Regions from separate parts of the Homo sapiens genome. Here region 1 is linked to region 2. The links are chromatin contacts, found by Hi-C in ENCODE. All regions are on one chromosome and are shown on one strand. The core of a region is the stretch at or near the end of the contact, and the rest is flanking DNA. Distances in the headings are between cores, read along the strand shown.

Region 1 (5,584 bases), core at 1,890-4,389, 4.2 Mb after region 2:
GTTTCTGAGCTGCCAAAAAAGCAAGTTTGGTCAATCAACAGTGACAGTAACCCTGTGCCTGGGGGTCTAGACTTCCTATTACATTACTTGGGAATAGGGAAGTCAGTGTTCAAATCTCCAGGAGTCCAGCCTTTGGGAAAGTACTGGGTTTGAAGGAGGTAACTGCCAACTTGGCTGGAGGTAGAAGGGAGAAGGAGGTGCTTTTCAAACTGGTTTTGGACTGTCTTCTCTCTTCTTAAAGAGTCACTGAGGAAAGAGTTTAGAAGGAGCAAGAAATTGAGGCTTCCAGAAGCCATCGATCACCAGCAGGAGTTAATATTATGCTCGTCAATCCTCATGCCAGGAATGAAGGCACAGAGGTCTAGCATGCAGTGCCCTGTGCTGCCTAATTGGCACTGCCTGCTGCTGCCAATCATTTATCGCTTGGCAACAAGTTACACCTGCAGCTTTGGTTTAATACTTATGCAGGTGGCCACACATAGTGCGTGCAGCCGCTTGGGCCTAGGGAACATCTCGTCACTGAAGAGGGCTTATGGAGAGCACCCTGAACGTTGAGCACTAGTGTGAGCTCACAGGATGCTAAACCATTTTCCTCTTATTTAGATGCTCTGAAAAACAAGGGTAACGTCGTATTTGGAAACAATTTTCGGGACTATGGTAGAAAAAAAGTAGACCATTTCAAAGTCAGCTATCCAAGTTCCCCAAAGCATAAAGCATTCCTGCAAAGCACACTGGAGTGCAGGGTGTTTATAAAATAAATTGCTCCATTGATATGGAAAATAATGTGCCAAGCCTGATTCATACAAAGCATTTTCAGGGAGTCTTAAGCTATTTAGTTTAAACTCTAAATTGAAAAGCAGAGGAAAGAAATCTTTCAACTGCTAAGTGGATAATATAGTTTATAATTTGTAAACCATTTCCTTTATTTCAGTCTTGCTGACTTTCCATAACACACTGGATCTCACTGCACACCCATTGCCTCCTAAATTATCAAAGAAAAAAATGGGGCTATAGCATTCCCAAACAATATTATTGCTCCTTTTTTGTTCATTCACAATGTAACTGATATTTGTAGGTAGTGCATGTAACAAATCAAAAGATTTAACAAACTCGACTGGTGAAATAAGAAGGTAGTTGGAAGCCCAGTTTATAACCTAGATATTTAGTGAAAAAATAAATATAAAATGATGTTCCCTTTCTAATATAATTATATATTACTTGATGGATTTACTAGTAAATGCTGAATGGCCTGGAATGAAAGCAGTTTAATCTGCAGAGAGATCAATTTGCTGTTGCACTTCACACTGTAGCAACCCTGCAATAATAAAACAAACCCTACAGTAATAATCATAGCAATTGAGAGGAAATAAAGCATTATTCTTTTACCTTGGACAAGCAACAGGGTCAAGAAATTCACAACCTCAGAAGTTTTTTTAAGAGGAAAAAAAAGGTGTCACGTGTTCGCTGCCCAACAGACTCAAACATCCTATTACTCCTATTACCGTTATCATCATCTTTACTGAATATTCCTACTACAAGACAGGCAGACATGTGACATGCGGTGAAGGTTCTACTTTACCCACCACCAATCTCCACAAGCACTCTCATCTCAGGGTGCCTCGGGGAGGGCAGAGGAGGAATACTTGGGCTCAAAAGTCGTCTTTGGACCACTTTCAGATCAGTCTGGTGGAAACGGTAGTGTGAGCGCTATGCTACTTGAGACTGCGTTTGAAAATCTCTTTCACGTTCCCAAATCAAAGCCACTTTGAGGTTTAAGAATGATAACCACAGGTGAATGCCTTACTCTTTCCACGAGCCAGGCCTTTCCTTTGCATGACGCAGACCGGCGGCTGAGACCCGTCCTGAGGCCCCGCCTTTCATTCGGTTTATGTGGCCCCGCGCAGTTCACGCAGTTTTCTCCGTTCTTAGGCAACCAGCTCGTGGGAAATTCACTCCAGAAAAGCGTGCGCCATATCATTATTTTGCGATTCAACAAACTTTTTCAACTGTTGTTCAGGAACTAGATTCCAGATAGATCTTGTTGTGTTCGGCCTTCCTAGAAATTCCTTTTCCAGAGGAAGAAGATCCGGGTTGGGAAGAGTGCGTGACTATGGCCCCGGGCTCATTGAAAGACTCCTCCCCACAAAAGTTTAGGGCTGATACTAAACGAAGCTATGGAGCCATGCCCACACAAATACTCCCCCTTTACCCGAATTGTGGGGCCTGGACTGTGAAGGCCTTCGCTGCAAGAGCGGGCACTGGCGAACTTCAGTGCACGCCGCGGCCGAGAACGGATGCAGGGCGGGGGATGGCTGAGCCGCCTGATCCTTGCAGAGAACCTGCAGGGGCCCTCGGAGGGTATCCCCTGCGTCCAAGGGAGCGCCCCTCCTTTTCAGCACTCGGGGGAACTGAGGGCGACGTGCCAGCCCCGCACTCAACTTTCCCCTTCCCTGCAGGCACAGAGTTGGCCGGCGGGGGCAGAGGAGGAGCTGGGTCTCCACTGCGCCCGTTTAAACCTGGCCAGGGGCTGCGTTTCCTCCCCCCACCCCACGACGATCCTTTCTTAGTCTTCGCTTTTCAACCCAATCGTTAATCATTCGGAACGCGCGGGCGGGGAGCGGCGAGGAGGGCGAGCTCGGGGTTCGCCGCCGCCGCCGCCGCCGCGCGCGCGCGCTCAGGAAGCGGTGTGGCTGTCACCCCCTCCCGGGCCTCCTCCCCCCTCCTTCCTGCTTTGCTCCCCCTCCTTCCTCCCCTCCTCCCCGCTCCGCCGCCCGCGCCCAGTGTATCTACTCCCTCCCCACGTCACTCGCCAGCGCGCCATGCAAATCACCGCCGCCGCCGGCTCCCATTGGCCGCGGCGCGCTCATTTAATGGCAGCCCGGGCCCGGCGTATGGCTGCTGGGCCCCGCGCGCCGCCGGCCCCGCGTGCGCCTCCGCTCCGAGCGCACGGCCCCGGGCAGGCAGCGGGCAGCCCATCCCGGGCTCGGCGGCCCCGGCTCTCCGGCCCTCTCCGCGAGCCCGCGCTCCTCCCGCTGTCCCCGGGCCCCTCCCTGGCTGCACCGTAATCGCCCCCTGCAGGCCCCCCTGCGCCTCCCCCCCCCCGCCACTGGCGCCTGGCTTCCCCCGGGCACCTGGGACCAGCACATGCCCAGCGCACGCGGCGCGCCGCCCTGCTAGAAGTTGCAGCCTCCGAGTTGGAGGCCGCTGAGGACCGAGCGCAGGAGGAAGGAGACAGCGCGCAGCGGCGGCCGGCGAGGAGACAGCACACCCCGGGCCGGGCCCAGCGCACCGCTCCCGGCCCCAAAAGCGGAGCTGCAACTTGGCCACGACTGCACCTGTTTGCACCGCTCCGCCGAGGGCGCCTGGGCTGCGGTGGCGGCGAAGACGGCGACCCCGACCGTCGGCCTCTTTGGCAAGTGGTTTGTGCATCAGGAGAAACTTTCCACCTGCGAGCCGAACCGGCGCCGAGTGCGTGTGTTTCTGCCTTTTTTTGTTGTCGTTGCCTCCACCCCTCCCCATTCTTCTCTCCGCTAGGACCCCCCCGCCCCCGTCTCACTCCGTCTGAATTCCTCTCCGTCTCCCTCCCACCCCGGCCGTCTATGCTCCAGGCCCTCTCCTCGCGGTGCCGGTGAACCCGCCAGCCGCCCCGATGTACAGCATGATGATGGAGACCGACCTGCACTCGCCCGGCGGCGCCCAGGCCCCCACGAACCTCTCGGGCCCCGCCGGGGCGGGCGGCGGCGGGGGCGGAGGCGGGGGCGGCGGCGGCGGCGGGGGCGCCAAGGCCAACCAGGACCGGGTCAAACGGCCCATGAACGCCTTCATGGTGTGGTCCCGCGGGCAGCGGCGCAAGATGGCCCAGGAGAACCCCAAGATGCACAACTCGGAGATCAGCAAGCGCCTGGGGGCCGAGTGGAAGGTCATGTCCGAGGCCGAGAAGCGGCCGTTCATCGACGAGGCCAAGCGGCTGCGCGCGCTGCACATGAAGGAGCACCCGGATTACAAGTACCGGCCGCGCCGCAAGACCAAGACGCTGCTCAAGAAGGACAAGTACTCGCTGGCCGGCGGGCTCCTGGCGGCCGGCGCGGGTGGCGGCGGCGCGGCTGTGGCCATGGGCGTGGGCGTGGGCGTGGGCGCGGCGGCCGTGGGCCAGCGCCTGGAGAGCCCAGGCGGCGCGGCGGGCGGCGGCTACGCGCACGTCAACGGCTGGGCCAACGGCGCCTACCCCGGCTCGGTGGCGGCGGCGGCGGCGGCCGCGGCCATGATGCAGGAGGCGCAGCTGGCCTACGGGCAGCACCCGGGCGCGGGCGGCGCGCACCCGCACGCGCACCCCGCGCACCCGCACCCGCACCACCCGCACGCGCACCCGCACAACCCGCAGCCCATGCACCGCTACGACATGGGCGCGCTGCAGTACAGCCCCATCTCCAACTCGCAGGGCTACATGAGCGCGTCGCCCTCGGGCTACGGCGGCCTCCCCTACGGCGCCGCGGCCGCCGCCGCCGCCGCTGCGGGCGGCGCGCACCAGAACTCGGCCGTGGCGGCGGCGGCGGCGGCGGCGGCCGCGTCGTCGGGCGCCCTGGGCGCGCTGGGCTCTCTGGTGAAGTCGGAGCCCAGCGGCAGCCCGCCCGCCCCAGCGCACTCGCGGGCGCCGTGCCCCGGGGACCTGCGCGAGATGATCAGCATGTACTTGCCCGCCGGCGAGGGGGGCGACCCGGCGGCGGCAGCAGCGGCCGCGGCGCAGAGCCGGCTGCACTCGCTGCCGCAGCACTACCAGGGCGCGGGCGCGGGCGTGAACGGCACGGTGCCCCTGACGCACATCTAGCGCCTTCGGGACGCCGGGGACTCTGCGGCGGCGACCCACGAGCTCGCGGCCCGCGCCCGGCTCCCGCCCCGCCCCGGCGCGGCGTGGCTTTTGTACAGACGTTCCCACATTCTTGTCAAAAGGAAAATACTGGAGACGAACGCCGGGTGACGCGTGTCCCCCACTCACCTTCCCCGGAGACCCTGGCGACCGCCGGGCGCTGACACCAGACTTGGGTTTTAGACTGAACTTCGGTGTTTTCTTGAGACTTTTTGTACAGTATTTATCACCTACGGAGGAAGCGGAAAGCGTTTTCTTTGCTCGAGGGGACAAAAAAGTCAAAACGAGGCGAGAGGCGAAGCCCACTTTTGTATACCGGCCGGCGCGCTCACTTTCCTCCGCGTTGCTTCCGGACGGCGCCGACCGCCGGAGCCCAAGTGACGCGGAGCTCGTCGCATTTGTTATAAATGTAGTAAGGCAGGTCCAAGCACTTACAAGTTTTTTGTAGTTGTTACCGCTCTTTTGGGTTGGTTTGTTAATTTATACAAAGAGATTACCACCACCACCCCCTCCTTCAGACGGCGGAGTTATATTCTGGGTTTTGTAAAACTTTATGTATCTGAGCATTTCCATTTTTTTTTTTGGGTTTTGTATTATTTCTTGTAAATGCATTGTGAAAAATTTTATTTTCGGCGTTGCAATGCGGGGAGGAGAAGTCAGATTATGTACATAGTTTTCTAAAAAGCCTTTCTTCTAAAAACGAAAAAAGACCCCCCACCC
Region 2 (5,195 bases), core at 1-2,500:
GGCGGCGGGCGAGGACTCCCCCATGCTCGCCAGGAGCGCGGGCCAGGAGGGCTCCTGCTGCCGCCGCTGCTGCTGCTGCTGCTGCCGCTGCCTCTGCTGCTGCTGCTGCTGCTGCTGCTGCCGCTGCTGCTGCTGGTGCTCCTTGTCCCGGGCCCGGGTCAGCTTGGCCTCGGCGCAGAACCACAAGTGATCAGAGAGCAGGACTGTGAAAAACAAGAGAGATGCCAGAGACAGTCGCCATTTCTGAGCCCTCTCGGAATCGATGAACGGTTTCTCGTTCTCTCGGGGTGCTGCCAACCAGATTTTTAAGCCGTCGTCATACTGCCGACACATCCAAGCACCCCTGGTCATATTTTGGGAACGCACAGCCCTGGCCGACTCCACCGTGAGGGCGCCTGTGCCGGTGTCACCACAATATGCATTGACTTAAAGGGTTTAATTTCCTTATCCCCTCCTCCCGTTTCTTCTCTCTCCTCTCTCTCTTTCTCTCTCTTCCCCTCTCCCTCTCTCCTCTCTCTCTCTCTCCCTCTCCCTCTCTTTTATCTCTCTCTGTCTCTTTTGCCTACATAAATATTACCAGGCTTTGAAGGAAGGTCTGACTTGCTTCCTAATCATCAGCCGACCCCATCCTCTGTAGAGTGGGAAACAATAATGGAGAGAGAGAGAGAGAGAGAGACGGAGGAGGCTGGTGCTGGTGGCCGGCGGCGAGGCTGGGTGCAGGGGGCGATGGTGGAGGTGACAGGGTGGCTGGCGCGGCTCCGGTCACCCAGGCATTGTCAGCGCGCGGGTCCCCATGGCCCCGCGGAGCCCAGCCCGCTCTCCCCTGCCAGGGGCATGCCGCGCCTCCGCTGCCCACTGACGGCGCCCGGAGCGCCTCCCCTCCTCCTCCTCCTCCTCCTCTTCTTCTCCTCCTCTTCCTCCTCCTTCCTTTCCTTCTCCTTCTTCTTCTCCTCCGCCTCCCGCTCCTGCTCCGCGCTGGCTCTCCCAGAGTCCGGAGCCTGGGCTGCCTCCGGCGGGGCGCTCCCTCCCCCCCACCCCCCACCCCGCGCTCTAAGTGCTGCCGCCGCCGCCGCCGCCGCCGCCGCTGCCGCAGGGCCGCCCGCGGGCGCCGCCGCCGGGGCTCCGACTGCTGACGCCGCCTCCCGCGGAGCTCCGGGCCGAATCGCCTGGGCTGGGCCTCCCGAGAGCCACAGTCATCTTCAGTCCGCGGGCTAAGTTGCCGCCATCTTCGTCCTGGAGAAACACTTTTTTGGGGGGAGCGCTGGCTTTTGCGTCATCTCCTCCCGCGCCGAGCTCGCTCCATCCTGGCGCAGTGGCGCCGGCTCGGCCCGGGAGGAGGGAGAAGGCGCGCGGGGGCGGGCGGCGGCGGGGCCGCGGGGCCCGGGGGCCCCCGCCCGGCTCCCCGGGCTCAGGCGCCTGCTCTTTCCTTTCTGTCCCCCTGTCCACGATATTTTGTTTTAATCACTGAAGAGAAAAATAAAAGTCAGACTGCGGACGGCATGGCCGGTGAGGCTCCTCGCGGCCGCGCCGCCCGCACGCTCTGGCTCCGGGAAGCGTCCGAGTTGCAGGCGCCCGGGCAGAGGTCTCTACTGGTGCGAGGGTCTGGGCAGAGTCCTCTCAACTAAGGACCGAGCCACTTCGGATGGAAGGTGGGGGTCCGCGGAGGAAGCTCGAATTGGCTAGAGGAGGGATGAGGTGACATTTGGTCTCTGAATGCGTCTCGGATCCCGGACCGCGAGATCCATCGCTCCCAGTGCGTGCAGTTATTCCGTCCTGCTGTGTGACACGGGAGAATGGCGCGCACGCCTGTGCACCTGCATCGACCGTGTAGCTGCCTGGGTGACAGCCACCCATTTGTCTATGTTTTCTTTCCTATTCTAAAGTAAACGATTAGAAGTGGCCTCATAGAGTCTTAGGAAGAAACAGTAAGCCCTGTGCCACCCGGGGTCACTGCCTAGCCCTGCCCTCCGCGCGCACCGTCCGCGTCTCCGAGGGCTCCTCCTCGGACCTGGACCCTCTGGAGCGGCTTCGACCCTCCCTCTGCCCCCGCTGCCTGCGTCCAGACCCCCTCCCGGGTGGGCTCCTCCGAGGACCTCCGCAGCCGCGGGCGAGCTGGGTGCCTGCGAGTCGCCGCCGCAGTCTGAGCCTCTGGTGCCCCTTAGCGTTGGCTCTCGGAGTTCTGAGAAGGGAAAGGAGACAGACACTCTGGGAAAATCTGGGGTCACCTCGATTCCGGCTCCTACGCTGGATGCCGTGGGCAAGCATCGGTCTCCTTTGATCTGAAGATCCTGCCCACTCCGCCCCTTGCCCCTGCCAGACCCGCGGGAGCAGCAGGTGGCGTGGGTGCCAGACGCTGCCGGTGCGCACCGAGTGCAGCGCTGCCCCGGCTCGCCCCGGGGGTCGCGTGGGACAGCGGTTTGCGGTGTCGCCCTCTCTGCGGTGCTTTCCAAGGACCCTCATGCCCCGCCCGGGTGCACATTCACCACATGGGTCTTACTAGGTGACCTCTTTCTAAGTAAAATGCATTGAGAAACCAAAGGGATGGGGCATCCGTATCCATTTTCCTTTAAGGAGCGCTGTGGGTGTTGGGGATGCGGGAGAAGTAGGTGTTTTTTAAAGAGAAAATTGCAAAACCTCTTGGGCAGGATTCGACCTACTAGCCTCTTCTGCTGCATAATAAGGTACTGTATACACTAAATTTTACCCCTAAAAATTTTCAGTTCTTACCAACTATAGGTAATGATCATCCAAAAGCCGCGTCCTGTTTGATGGCTGGTTTACTCAAGTGTCATGTAGTGTTTTAAAAGACGATTTGTGTAAGTAGATCATTCTAGTACTTTCGATTTCAGTGTGTTGAATTTCTGAGTAATGTCAGTTTTTCCTCATAATACAGACAAAATTATTATTTATTAACCAGATTGTTTATTAATCAGGACTGTACTGTACATGCCACAATATTTCTTAACTAAATACGAGTGCATACATTCTCGCTGACATAACTATTATTATACAAGTACAGTTTGTGCATTGTAAAAAAGGTGTAAAAATCAGAAGAGCAATTTAAAAAGTCATGGTGATATCAACACCCAGATATAATCAGTATTTTCATTTTACAGCATCTTCCTAACATTTTTATTTTGTATTACTAATTTCCTGTTTTGTGATATTCACTAGTCCAGCATTTTCGAAGGATTGAAGTATGATAGAATACACATCCACACTTATTAGATAATAATATATTTCCCTTCAATAATGCATTAATTTTAATCAGACACAAACATTTTAATGGTGGCTGAGATTATTAGCATCCAATGTCTTACTCTGCATGTGTGATTAAATCAGAAAGAGAACGAAAACTAGGGGAAATAAAATAAACAATATAAATTTAAAGGTTCATAATTATCAAACAAGGAACCGAAGCAAAAGAAGACTCTGTGACTTATCTTATTACTATTCAGATCTAGTAAAAATCATGTCTCAGAAGGTAGTTCAGTGATACTTAGTAAAAGTCTTATATACTGCATTAAAATAATAGTGTTTAATCTATTTTTACTTTATGTAACAGACTATAGTTAATTATTTTTAAGTAAGCTGGGCCTTGCCTTCCTCTAATGTTTCTCATGAATTAGGATATTTTTATAAAAGACAATTTTAAGGACGCAAGCCCACTGAAAGTAAACTGTTGAGAACCAATTTGACTTTTGTTTGTTGTGTGTTGGTTCTAGAATGAACTGTTGGAAGACAGATAAAAGACCAAGTCTGGCCTCTTGAAGCTTAGTCAAGGGGCAGATAATACTAACTAGGCCAACAATTACAATACAAGGTAATCTGTGAAGATTAGCATGTTTTGAGACTTCAGAGTAGAGCAGTAAACTCCAGTTGGATTTTAAGAGGGACTAGGGATAGATAGGAATTGGGGACATTTAACGGGAGCAGAAAGAAGTCTTCTAGGGAGGAGAAAAGGACAATTCAGAAGGACAGCAAATTTCAAGGACTTGGGACCTTGAAGGAGCCCAGGGCACTGGTAGGACTACTGACAGATAAGTGGGCTGTGTTGTGTGTGACCTGTATATTGGGAGGGGGTAAGGGAAGAGGCTGGAGAGAAAGGCTGGGGCTCTGTTATGAATGATACTGTATAATACTCAAAGGAAATTGGCTTTTCTCCTGAAAGAGATGGATTCATTAAGGAAATTTAGATTGTGACTTCAATGTTCGTTTTCATGAACATCACTGTTCACTAAAATCAAAACGAGAAATATGTTTGGAGAAGGCGTTAACTAGATTAGTAAATGTTGATTCTTATTAGCTTATCAGCTAAAATATTGCATAGTGGCAAGGAAGAGCAAATAGCTTGGCTGGAATGTAGGTTTCATTTATATCAGGAAAATCAGGCTGTGGAGTCTAGAAACTCCTACGTAGGTTTTACCTAGGAGTGTGACTAATGGAATAGAGAAGTTTAATAGCACCAGCACATTTCAGAAGGCTGCTGAATAGTAGACAGTTGCAAATACATTATATTGAGGGATCTGCTAACAGGATGTACTCTGAACAAGAAAACATTGCAGAAACAATCTACATGTATATCATAGCTCCAGGATTACTGTTCAGGGGGTCATTTATGTTTATAACCTTCAAAAATTCAAAGCTCTTACGTTATTTGATCATGCTTATTTTCATGGGAATCAGTGCTTTTATTCCTATTTAAATGGCTAAAGTTGTTATGCATTGGGAGATGGGTTTCTTATTCTGCCTTTACGTTATAAAAACAACAAAATGATATATTTGTTGTCTTCTCAAGTATTTATCCTTATCCCTTAAAATTAACATCTGCCAAATAATTTTACCAAAGAAAAACAGGCAAATCCAGAATATCTTCTTATCTAGTGAAGGCCATTGCTTAAATATGTCCACTCCATAAATCAAGTAAATAACAACCCCAAGATATTTTCTTTTTTCACACTGAATGCATCCTGAAAACACGAAATTAGGTACACCCTTTGTTGTTCTCATATACTGTTTATGTGACACATATAAGTGAAAATGGATTATGCTCTTATATACACATTAATCTCAAAAAAGACTTTTGTGCTTTTAGAATTCACAGGCAATGTGCAAATTCTTGATGAGCATGTCTACATTTTCTACTTATTTTTGTGGTTGTAGTTTTGAGATGGAGTCTAGCTCTGTCCCCTGGG

What was found. A loop is a pair of places that touch in the nucleus more often than their neighbours do. Pooled maps may share reads with other maps.
Region 1: a pooled map shows a loop between it and region 2 (12-fold over the local background). The contact joins the promoter of SOX1 here to the promoter of NALF1 in region 2. A Hi-C loop is called at or near these places in 1 of 168 maps with a recorded cell type or tissue (naive thymus-derived CD4-positive, alpha-beta T cell), 1 of 37 single-sample maps with no recorded cell type and 6 of 50 pooled maps.

Annotation. Positions count from the first base shown.
Region 1 is chr13:112,064,010-112,069,593 of GRCh38, forward strand. SOX1 (SRY-box transcription factor 1) reads left to right here and starts at 3,140. Exons shown (of 1, transcript NM_005986.3): 1 at 3,140-5,584. The coding sequence starts at 3,650. The coding sequence ends at 4,825. All of the region lies in intron 1 of SOX1-OT (SOX1 overlapping transcript), which reads left to right.
Region 2 is chr13:107,866,246-107,871,440 of GRCh38, forward strand. NALF1 (NALCN channel auxiliary factor 1) reads right to left here and starts at 1,251. Exons shown (of 3, transcript NM_001080396.3): 1 at 1-1,251. The coding sequence starts at 351. It overlaps LOC124903206 (heparan sulfate glucosamine 3-O-sulfotransferase 4-like), which reads left to right and starts at 428. Exons shown (of 1, transcript XM_047430833.1): 1 at 428-5,195. The coding sequence starts at 652. The coding sequence ends at 1,215. RefSeq lists an enhancer at 1,719-2,287.